Linked DNA regions of Homo sapiens: region 1 is linked to region 2. A link is an interaction called in ENCODE POLR2A ChIA-PET data of the cell type or tissue named here. Cell type or tissue: GM12878. All regions are shown on one strand. Links, peaks and the distances in the headings refer to the core of each region. The heading gives the core; the rest is flanking DNA.

Evidence for each region. Peaks named below come from ENCODE experiments on the same cell type or tissue, not always from the same donor. Only the 100,000 strongest peaks of a DNase experiment are listed, where the experiment ranks them.
Region 1: POLR2A ChIA-PET joins it to region 2 with 5 read pairs; 11 of 35 experiments call an interaction of 5 or more read pairs at or near these places.

Annotation. Positions count from the first base shown.
Region 1 is chr1:23,885,239-23,890,614 of GRCh38, reverse strand. The region is part of intron 1 of CNR2 (cannabinoid receptor 2); the gene reads left to right. Among named protein-coding and RNA genes, the nearest start is that of FUCA1, 20 kb to the right of the region's middle. RefSeq lists enhancers at 1,502-1,611, 2,112-2,341. In GM12878, for the core only: no CTCF peak of the experiment used is centred there; DNase peaks (open chromatin) are centred at 1,374, 2,044 and 2,338; H3K4me3 peaks cover 1,824 bases; H3K27ac peaks cover 3,615 bases.
Region 2 is chr1:23,814,952-23,820,327 of GRCh38, reverse strand. HMGCL (3-hydroxy-3-methylglutaryl-CoA lyase) reads left to right here. Exons shown (of 9, transcript NM_000191.3): 3 at 2,745-2,852; 4 at 3,558-3,653. Among named protein-coding and RNA genes, the nearest start is that of HMGCL, 7.8 kb to the left of the region's middle. In GM12878, for the core only: no CTCF peak of the experiment used is centred there; no DNase peak of the experiment used is centred there.

The DNA.
Region 1 (5,376 bases), core at 265-5,264, 70 kb before region 2:
CACCACCACGCCCGGCTAATTTTGTATTTTTAGTAGAGATGGGGTTTCACCATGTTGGCCAGTCTGGTCTCAAACTCCGGACCTCAGGTGATCTGCCTGCCTCGGCCTCCCAAAGTGCTGGGATTATAAGCGTGAGCCACCTCGCCCAGCGGGTCTGTTTCTGATGGGTCATTCTTGCAGGTTGAACAAGTTTTCCAAAATGTGGTGGTTTGTCCTCAGTGGTGGCAAAGTGTCAGCTGAGAGTAAGTAGGGATTGTTCTATCTGCCTTGGCTCTCAGGCGAAGGTCAGGCATAGCTGGAGGACAGAATCCTTTTCTTCTTCTTCTTTTCTTTTCTTTTCTTTTTTTTTTTTTTTTGAGACAAGGTCTCACTCTGTAGCCCGGGCTAGAGCACAGTGGAACAATCACTGCTTACTGCAGCCGTGACTTCCTGGGCTCAAGTGATTCTCCTGCCTCAGTCTCCCCAGTAGCTGGGACTACATACATGCACCATGCCCAGCTAATTTTTGTATTTTTTGTAGAGATGGGGTTTTACCATGTTGGCCAGGCTATTCCTGGGCTCAAATAATCCACCTGTCTCTGCCTCCCAAAGTGCTGGGATTACAGGCAGAGCCCCCATGCCTGGCACAGAATCCTGTAAGAACACTATAAACTAACTCTATTAAGCATCTCCTGCCTTTGATTAGATACCTACTGTAAACCAGGTACAGTGACATGAATTTGGTAAACTTGTATCATTAATCTGTATAATCATGTGATATGGATAGTATTTCTCCCAGTTTACAAGTGAATGAAACAGAGGCTCAGAGAGGTGCAGTAAGGTGCCCAAGGTCACACATCCTGAAAGTTGCAGAGCTGAATTTTAATCCAGGAAGGTCTGGTTCCCAAACCTGTGACATTGTGATCCAACATGCTAAGTTTCCTCGAGGAGACCTTGGGAATCACCTCCATCAATCCAACTGCTTTGAAGATGAGAAAAGAAAGGCCCGGATGGTCAGGCAAGGTGGCTCATGTCTATAATCCCAACATTTTGGGAGGCTGAGGTGGAAGGACTGCTTGAGGCCAGGAGTTTGAGACCAGCCTGAGCAATATAGCAAGACACTATCTATATTTTTTTAATAGAAATCAAAGAAAGAAAAGAAAGGCCTTAGATAGGAAAAGGGACCTGCCTAAAGTCACTCAGTAGCAGGACAAGGACTAGAACCTAGGCTTCCCTACTCCCAGTTGGGGATAAAAACGGTGAGGCTTGTGGCATCAAATCTCAGCTTCCCACTGTAGGTGTGGTAGCCACAGGCAGGGTATCATTCTCTTCCTTACCTCCAGCTCTGAGAGATTTAAACCCAGCAGCAACGTGGGACCAGCCGCTACTGTGGCTTCTTTCACTTCACGCTTTCACTTCAGGTTAGAAAAACCCCCAGGCACACCTTTTCTGAGCAGGTTCTCAGGTCCCAAGTTTCCCTTCCCAGATGCTCAGTATGAACCAGGCTGTAGGCTGCAGCCCCTAACACCAGCCCCACCATGGACGCTCCCTATGTGAAGTGCCATATGGTTTCTGAACAGTGGTATTTTTGTTAGGTGAAGAAAGGACTTGGTCATGGTGGTTCACTTTTTTCTTTTTCTTCTTCTTTATTTATTTATTTATTTTTTTAAACTGAATCTAGCTTTATTGCCCAGGCTGGAGTGCAGTGGCGCAATCTCAGCTCACTGCAACCTCTGCCTCCTGGGTTCAAGTGATTCTCGTACTTCAGCCTCCCGAATAGCTGGGATTACAGGCACCTGCCCCCACTCCTGGCTAATTTTTGTATTTTTAGTAGACAGGGTTTCACCGTGTTGGCCAGGCTGGTCTCAAACTCCTGACCTCAAGTGATCTGCCCTCCTCGGCCTCCCAAAGTGCTGGGATTACAGGCGTGAGCCACCGCGCCTGGCCTTTTTTCTTTTTTAATCAGGCAGCCCAGAATAGGTTCAGAAAGACTCCCGCTTCTCTTTTACTCTTACATCTGTACAGCATCAGGTCACAAAATGTTTTTGCATGCATCGGTGATTCTTAATATTCAGAACTCTGCTGGCACACTGATAAAAAGTGTGAATCCTTCTACCCCAACCAAAACATGCACAGACATAAAGTCTTAAATATGCCTCGAAAGGACCGATACTCCCATCCAAGCCTACCCATGGACCCAGGGTAAGAAGCTATGATGGAGGTCATCAGCCCATTTGGCATCTCAAGGAGAATGGCATAGGTATTGTTACTGTCATTTTACAAATGAGAAAAGAAAAGGGGCTCAGAATGTTGAAGGGACTTGCCCAAAGTCACCTGATGAGCCATGGTGGAGGTGGAACTAGAACACTCTTCACTGTGGCAAACACTAAGTCTGTCTCTGTTGTGGGAAATTAAGGAACCAGAGAGACCGAACGGAGTGCAGGAAAGTGTCTATTTAAGGTGTACACTGGCTCAGTGGACATGTGTCCTGAAAGTCTGAGCCCAGGACAAAGAAAACGAGTCCCCTTTAAGCATTTTGAGGTGGGCATTATGTGAAGCAGGAAGCAGGCTTACAAGAGCAAGAATAAAGGCTGTTGTGACACTTTTGCAACATGTCTTACATCTCTGGGAAAACTTGGTTTGCAGCTTATGCTTATTTGTCTTGTGACCTTGCAGCTGTGCAGGGGAGAAAGAAGCAGGAGTTTAAGGAGCCTACAAAATATGTGGAGGGTAGATATGGTTAATGTTTCTTGGGACAGACGGTTAATTTTTTTTTTTTAACTTTAACTTCGGGGGGCTACTTAAATTTTTTTTTTAGCCTTGGTTAATATAGCAATTTATTTTATGAGCTTTTTTAACTATTACTATAATTTTTACTATTATTACTTATACCATTATTCTGTTATTTTCTTAATTTCCTACTTCATCTCTGTGCTGGATGTTCAGACACAGTCTTCACCCTGGAAAAAGGCCCTGTCTAGAAGCCAGAGATTCTGACTCCAAAAGGGATTTATAGCTGTCCAAAGGGAAGACAGTGAGCTGGGTTTCCCGTTGCTCTGTGTGTCCCATTGTCAGATGCTGGCTTGTTAAGACCTGCATCCAAATGCCTGAATTTCTTTCCCTTATCTACTTTGGATAATAACCACACATGTTGGTGGCCATGCCAGGCCTAGATGAGACCTGAAGCCAGCCTCCATCAGCCCCAGCATCCCTCTTCTAGGCTGAATTCTACATGGGGTGAGCCATTTCCTGACTGGAAGGGGTTGTTTTCCAAGGGAAACAAGGGAAGAGAGTCCCTGGGTGGCAGGTGATGGGGCAGGGGGTTCCTAGCAGGGTTGCAGGGATCCTCTTAGCCCCCTGAGCTGGAAACTTTCAGAAGTAGCCAAGTGGGGATGTGGGAGCTGAGAAAGGCTTGCACTGTCTGTCACTCACTAGTGACCAGGGTGGAGAGGTGAGCTGGCACCTTTTTCTGTCTGAGCTCAGGTGTGACCTTGACAACACTCAACAAAGGTTACCAGCCTGGCCAACATGGCAAAACCCTGTCTCAATTAAAAATACAAAAATTAACCAGGCATGGTGGCGTGCACCTGTAATTCCAGCTACTTGGGAGGCTGAGGCAGGAGAATCACTTGAACCCGGGAGGCACAAGTTGCAGTGAGCCGAGATTGTGCCACTGCACTCTAGCCTGGGCAACAGAGCAAGACTCTGCCTCAAAAACAAAAATAAAAAACAAAAAAAACAAAAAAACCGCAAAGGGTGTCTGTCTCCAACTTCTCTGCATAGGGCCATCTCTATGCCTATTGCACTGGAGTTTTGCCTTGTGACTCGGGATATGTGGATAATTGCAGCTCTGCTGCTCATATGTTGGGTGACCTTAGGCAAATTATATCCCCATTCTTGGACTGTTTTCTGGATGGCAAAATGATGGCGTTGGATTAGAAGAGAGGTTTTTCAATCTGTTCCTAGAGGAACCTGGGCTGCCTTGAAGAAAGGACATAGTGATATGAATCCCCCTGCAGTCAAGATATGGCTTACTCCATGTAGAATCCACCCTAGAAGAGGGATGTTGGGGGTGGCGGTGGCTGGCTTTGGGCCTCACCTAGCCCCGGCATGGCCACCAACATGCGTGGTTATTAACCAAAGTAGGTAAGGGCAGGAAATATGGGCATTTGGATGCAGGTCTTAACAAGCCAACGTCAGGACGCACAGAGCAACAGGAAACCCAGCTCCCTGTCTTCCCTTTCGACAGATAGAAATCCCTTTCGGAGTCAGAGCCCCTGGCTTCTAGACAGGGCCGTATCTACCTGTTTTATAAACAGGGGTTATGCAGATTGCAAGAAGCACCTATCCTCTTAAAAATTTTAAAGTCGTTGGGTTGTAATAAGAACTGACATTTATTGAGCTCTTATAATGCACCAGGCATATTATTCTTTTTTTTTTTTTTTTTGAAATAGAGTCTCGCCCTGTCACCCAGGCTGGAGTGCAGTGGTGCAATCTTGGCTCACTGAAATCTCTGCCTCCCAGGTTCAAGTGATTCTCCTGCCTCAGCTTCCTGAGTTAGCTGGGATTACAGGTGTGCGCCACCACACCCAGCTAATTTTTGTATTTTTAGTAGAGACGGTGTTTCACCATGTTGGCCAGGTTGGTCTCAAACTCCTGACCTTGTGATCTGCCTGCCTTGGTCTCCCAGAGTGCTGGGATTACAGGTGTGAGCCACCGTGCCTGGCCACCCCCCCGCCGCCACCCTTTTTCTTTCCTAGGACAGATTCTCGCTATGTCGCCCAGGCTGCAGTACAGTGGCGCAATCTCAGCTCACTGCAACCTCCGCCTCCTGGGTTCAAGTGATTCTCCTGCCTCAGCTTCCTGAGTAGCTGGGATTACAGGCGCACGCCACCACGCCTGGTCAATTTTTGTAGTTTTAGTAGAGACAGTGTTTCACCATGTTGGCTGAGCTGGTCTCAAACTCCTGATCTCGTGATCCACCTGCTTCAGCCTCCCAGAGTGCTGGGATTACAGGTGTGAGCCGCCGCGCCCGGCCCAGGCATATCATTCTTAGCAACCTCACAGAGTAGGTGAACTAACCCCATTTGAAGATGTGCCTAAGAATAATAATAATCACAACAGTGGCAACAATGAACACTTCCATGTATGATAGTAATTTATTTAAATACTCAGAAAACCCCATTTTACAGATGAGAAATGAGAAGACCAAAGCATTAGGTATTTTGAAAGAGGTCACTGGGTAGGATTTAAACCTACATGGTTTGTTCCCATCTCCCTCACACTCATACTTGGGGTCTACAGTATTCAAGACAGCCCCTTTCCATCCAAGTGCATTTCATTAATTAATAGCTTTTTTTTTTTTTTAAGGAGATGGTGGTCTTTCTCTGTCAACCA
Region 2 (5,376 bases), core at 307-5,306:
TGGGGCAAGCTGGATGGGTGGCTCATGCCTGTCATCCCTAATTACTTGGGAGGCTGAGGTGGGAGGATGGCTTGAGCCCAGGAGTTTGAGACCAGTCTGGGCAATATAGCAAGACTCTATCTTATTAAAAAATATATGTATATATATAAACTGAATGGTGGTGCAACAGGTTTGGTGTCCCCAGGTCCACAGCCCAGTGGGGTGGGGTAGACCCAGCAATTCCATGTAAGGGGATTTATCCAAAGCAAGTCACGAAGGCCAAATGTAGAGATTTAGCCTTGGGGGTGTTCCTTACAAACCTGTTTGGTAAGCACAGAACAGTTGGAAACAACTTAAATATTTAGTATGAGGAAAGTTGGGTCAGATACACTATGGACTTTTTATAAAATGAAATATTATGAAGCCATTAATAACATAGGTATATATAAAGTGACTCAAGCAGTTTATAAAATAGTACATGTGACTGGGCATGGTGGTGGCTCATGCCTGTAATCCCAGCACTTCAGGAGGCTGAGGCAGAGCACGATTCTGTCTCCAAACAAAAACAAATAGTGCATGTGCGCGTACGCACGCGCGCGTGTGTGTGTGTGTGTTTTTGGGAGATGGCATCTCACTCTGTCACCCAGGCTGGAGTGCAATGGCGCAATCTCGGCTCACCTCAACCTCCTCCTCCCGGGTTCAAGTGATTCTCCTGCCTCAGCCTCCCGAATAGCTAGGATTACAGGCCCCTGCCACCATGCCCAGCTAATTTTTGTATTTTTAGTAGAGATGGGGTTTCACCAGGTTGGCCGGGCTGGTCTTGAACTCCCGACCTCAGGTGATCCACCTGCCTCAGCCTCCCAAAGTGCTGGGATTACAGGCATGAGCCAATGCGCCTGGCCATGTATTTTTTAATCTTAACACTTTTATGTAAGAAAAAAGTTTATATATGTATGGGAGCATTTATCTAGACTAGGACCTAGACCAGCACTTTCTGTGAAGATGGAAATATTCTGGACCTGAGCTTTTCCATGTGGTGGCCACTATACCCATGTGGCCCTTGAGAACTTGAGATGTGACTAGTGTGGCCAAGGAATTGTATTTTTATTTTTATACAATTTTTATTAAATTTAAATAACCACATGTGACTAGTGACATATTGGGCTGCACAGATCTAGAAAGTTACACACCAGGGTGTTAATAGCGTTATCACTGGGAGATTCTAAGGGTGGTTTTCTTTTGTTTTTGGCATGTTTTTCTGAAAGAATCATATATTGATTATTTTTTCAATAAGAAAAGCTTTTTTCTTTTTCTCTTTTTTTTTTTTTTTTTTTTTTTTTTTAGCACGTCCATCCTAGCTTTAATAGTGAGTGCTTGTTGGAAACAATAGTGTGTAAGTTCCCGAAGGGCAGAATCCTGTCTGTTCTGCTTCTGCTTACTGCTATATCCCCGGCACCTAGCACAATGCCTGCAACATGGAGGGCTTTCAAAAATTATTTGACAGGCTGGGCATGATGGCTCATGCCTGTAATACTGGCACTTTGGGAGGCTGAGGCAGGCAGATCACCTGAGGTCAGGAGTTTGAGACCAGCCTGGCCAACATGGTGAAACCCCATCTCTACTAAAATAAATGAGCTGGGGTGGTGGCATGCTTGTGTAATCCCATCTACTCTGGAGGCTGAGGCAGGAGAATCGCTTGAACCCGGAAGGCGGAGGTCGCAGTGAGCTGAGATTGTGCCACTGCACTCCACTCTGGGCAATACAGTGAGACTCCATCTCAAAAAAAAAAAAATTTTGTGGAAAGATTAAGTTAGAGCAGTGGGAGAGAAACTGGAGAAGGCAGGCAAGGGGAGGACCTAGCGAGAAGGACCTGGAGTATTTTTGTGTGTTCTTTTTGTTTGAGACAGGGTCTTGCTCTGTGTCACTCAGTGCAGTGGCACAATCATTGCTCACTGCAGCCTCGACTTCCCAGGCTCCAGTGATCCACCTCAGCCTCCTGAGTAGCTGGATCACAGACACGTGCCACCACGCCTGGCTAATTTTTGTATTTTTTGTAGAGAGGGGGTTTCGCCATGTTGCCCAGGCTGGTCTCAAACTCCTAAGCTTAAATGATCTGCCTGTCTCAGCCTCCCAAAGTGCTGGGATTACAGGCGTGAGCCAATGTGTCCGCCTGGACCTGGAGTTCTTAGAATTTTTTGCGTAATCCTGTAAATATTAGGGAGCCATAGAAAGCTTTTGATGCAAGAGAATGGAAGGTTGGAAGCTGCATTTTAGGAGGATTCCTGTGTAAGATGAATTAGTGGCTTGAGACTATGCCATGTTATATACAGGATAATGATGGTAGATTTGGAAAGAGGAATCCATGGAATCTGTTGAGCTACTGGACATGGTGGGGAGGAAGATAAAGAAGCTATACGCTGAACACATGAGGCTGAAGTCCTATGCCAATTGGGAGACAGAAGCGAGGAGGGTGTGATACTTTGGGGGCCCCATCCCATACTCCCCAGAGGGTTAGTCATCTCTGCCCTTTCAGGCCATCACACATTGCTCTCAGTTTGTTTATGATGGGATTATAAATTAACACACATTTACTTACGGGAAAGCCTGCATGGCAGAATAATGTTTCTATGTAAATAACTCCTTTTCAGGTGAGAAGCTGCATCCACTGCAAAAAATTATCTATAGTACTTGAACTAACAGGTACTGCATTTTGAGGCTGTTTTGTTACTAACTTTGCTGCCTTGGTGTTTCTCTCTCCACTATAGAATATCGTATCTACTCCAGTGAAAATCAAGCTGATAGACATGCTTTCTGAAGCAGGACTCTCTGTTATAGAAACCACCAGCTTTGTGTCTCCTAAGTGGGTTCCCCAGGTGAGCCCTAGCCCTCAATGAAAGGCCTTTCTCTAGGGATGAAAAGTTTTGCATTTGCCTTTGAAGCAAGTAGAAGTTGAGAACATAGGTTTCCAAGCCCCTGGCTTTGAGAGGTCTCAGGTGATTCATAGCACTGTGTTGCAGCAAAAGAACATGACCCAGGATTCAGGGCCTTGGGTTCAGTCTTGGCTCTGCTCTGACTTGCTCAGTGACATTGCTAAGGCCTTCCCCTCCTCAGTGTTAGAGATGACCTCTTCTAGCCCTAAAGTCTAAAACCCTCTATGCCTGTCTGTGGTTTCTTTGTTTGTAAAAGAGGAAGACTGACAACTCCTGCTTCACAAAGATAGTTAAGTGAAGAAGAAACATCCTGTTACAAAGGAGTGCTTAACACAGAGCTGAGCTCAGTGCCTGGCCCAGAGTACATTCTCAATAAATGGCTGGTAGTAGTATTCCTGCTGTTTCTGCATATGTAAAGCTGGCAGTATGGGCCATATGGAGAAATTGGGATCTCAGCCAAACCAAGGGCCCTTCTGAGCCATCAGCAGTCAAACAAACAGTAAAAGTATTGGAGAGACTCAGCTCTGCAGAAGGAATTACTCGCTAAGAGTTCTGGAGAACAGAGGTTTTGTGATGAAAAGGTTTTCTCTAACTGAACTCTCTGTCTGCTCTTGGTGATGACTTGGCAATGTCTCCCTTGGTTCCTAGATGGGTGACCACACTGAAGTCTTGAAGGGCATTCAGAAGTTTCCTGGCATCAACTACCCAGTCCTGACCCCAAATTTGAAAGGCTTCGAGGCAGCGGTAAGAGGATAGCTTGTTGGTGGGGGCTCCTGAAATGAGATTGATGGCATTGGTCCCTGCCTTGTCTTGGCGCCTCAGTCCCCTGTCCTGGGATGTCCATCTGAATAGCTTGTCTGTCAGCCAGACCCTGGGGCAAACCTGGCCCTGCCACTCACTGCTCTGTGATCTTGACAAGTTGACAAGCCTATAAAATAGGGCTAAATGATAGTACCTGAAGTTGTGAGCATTTCAGAAGATAGGATGCATGTACATTGCTTAGCAAGAGCCAGATAAAAGGTAACTGCTTAATAAATGTTAGCTCTTTTGATTATCCACTTCTTTAGAGAAATGTAACCAAACTCTCCACAAGAGTTTCAACAGTAGTTGCTGGCATCTGCCAACTTTCTTACAATTTTAGACAAGAACATCTTTGGAGGCGTTGGTTCTGTATTTAGGCAAAAACCTTTTTTTGGCTGGGCACAGTGGCTCACACCTATAATCCCAGCACTTTGGGAGGCTGAGGCCGGAGAACAGCTTGAGGCCAGAAGCTTGAGACCAGCCTGAGCAACATAAGGAGACCTTGTCTCTACAAAAAAAAAAAAAAAAATCAATTAGCTGGCTGTGATGGCATGCACCTGTAGTCCTAGCTACTCGGGAGACTGAGGCACAGGATGGCTTGAGACTAGGAGTTCGAGGCTGCAGTGAGCCATGATAATACCGCTGCACTCTTCCAGCCTGGGTGACACAGCAAGAAAAAAAAAAAAGCTTTTTCTCAAGAGTGACTTCCAGGGTGGTGATGGCAGTGGTGGTGGTTTCCTTGGGGAAAATCAAAGTTTTTTTTTTTTTAATTAAGAGAAATTACTGTGTTTGTTTCCTAGTGCTACTGTAAGAAAGCACTACAGGCCGGGCGCGGTGGCTCACGCCTGTAATCCTAGCACTTTGGGAGACCAGGGCGGGCGGATCATGAGGTCAGGAGATCGAGACCATCCTGGCTAACACGATGAAACCCCGTCTCTACTAAAAATACAAAAAATTAGCCAGGCTTGGTGGCAGGTACCTGTAATCCTAGCTACTCAGGAGGCTGAGGCAGGAGAATCACTTGAACCCGGAAGGCGGAGGTTGCAGTGAGCCAAGATCATGCCACTGCATTCCAGCCTGGGTGACAGAGCAAGACTTTGTCTCAAAAAAAGAAAAAAGAAAAAAAAAAAGAAAGCACTACAAATTGGGTGGCTTAAAAACAACAGAAATTTATTCTCTCACAGTCTGGAGGCCAGAAGTCCCAAATCAAGGTGTCAGCAGGATTGGTTCCTTCTGAGGCCTCTGGGAGAATCTGTCCTATGCCTCTCTGCTGGGGTCTGGTGGTGGCCAGCAGTCCTTGGCATTGCCTGGCTTGTAGATGCATCTCTCCAGTCTTTGCCTCCGTTTTCCCAGGGCCACCTTTTCTGTGTCTCTGTGTCTTCACTTGGCCATCTTTTGTTTTTGTTTTTTTTAGACAGAGTCTTGCTCTGTCGCCCAGGCTGGAGTACAGTGGCATGATCTCGGCTCACTGCAAGCTCCACCTCCCAGGTTCAAGTGATTCTCCCACCTCAGCCTCCCGAGTAGCTGGGACTACAGGCGTGTGCCACCACGACCGGCTAATTTTTTGTATTTTTAGTAGAGATGGGGTTTCACTGTGTTAGCCAGGATGGTCTCGATCTCCTGACCTCATGATCTGCCCGCCTCGGCCTCCCAAAGTGCTGTGATT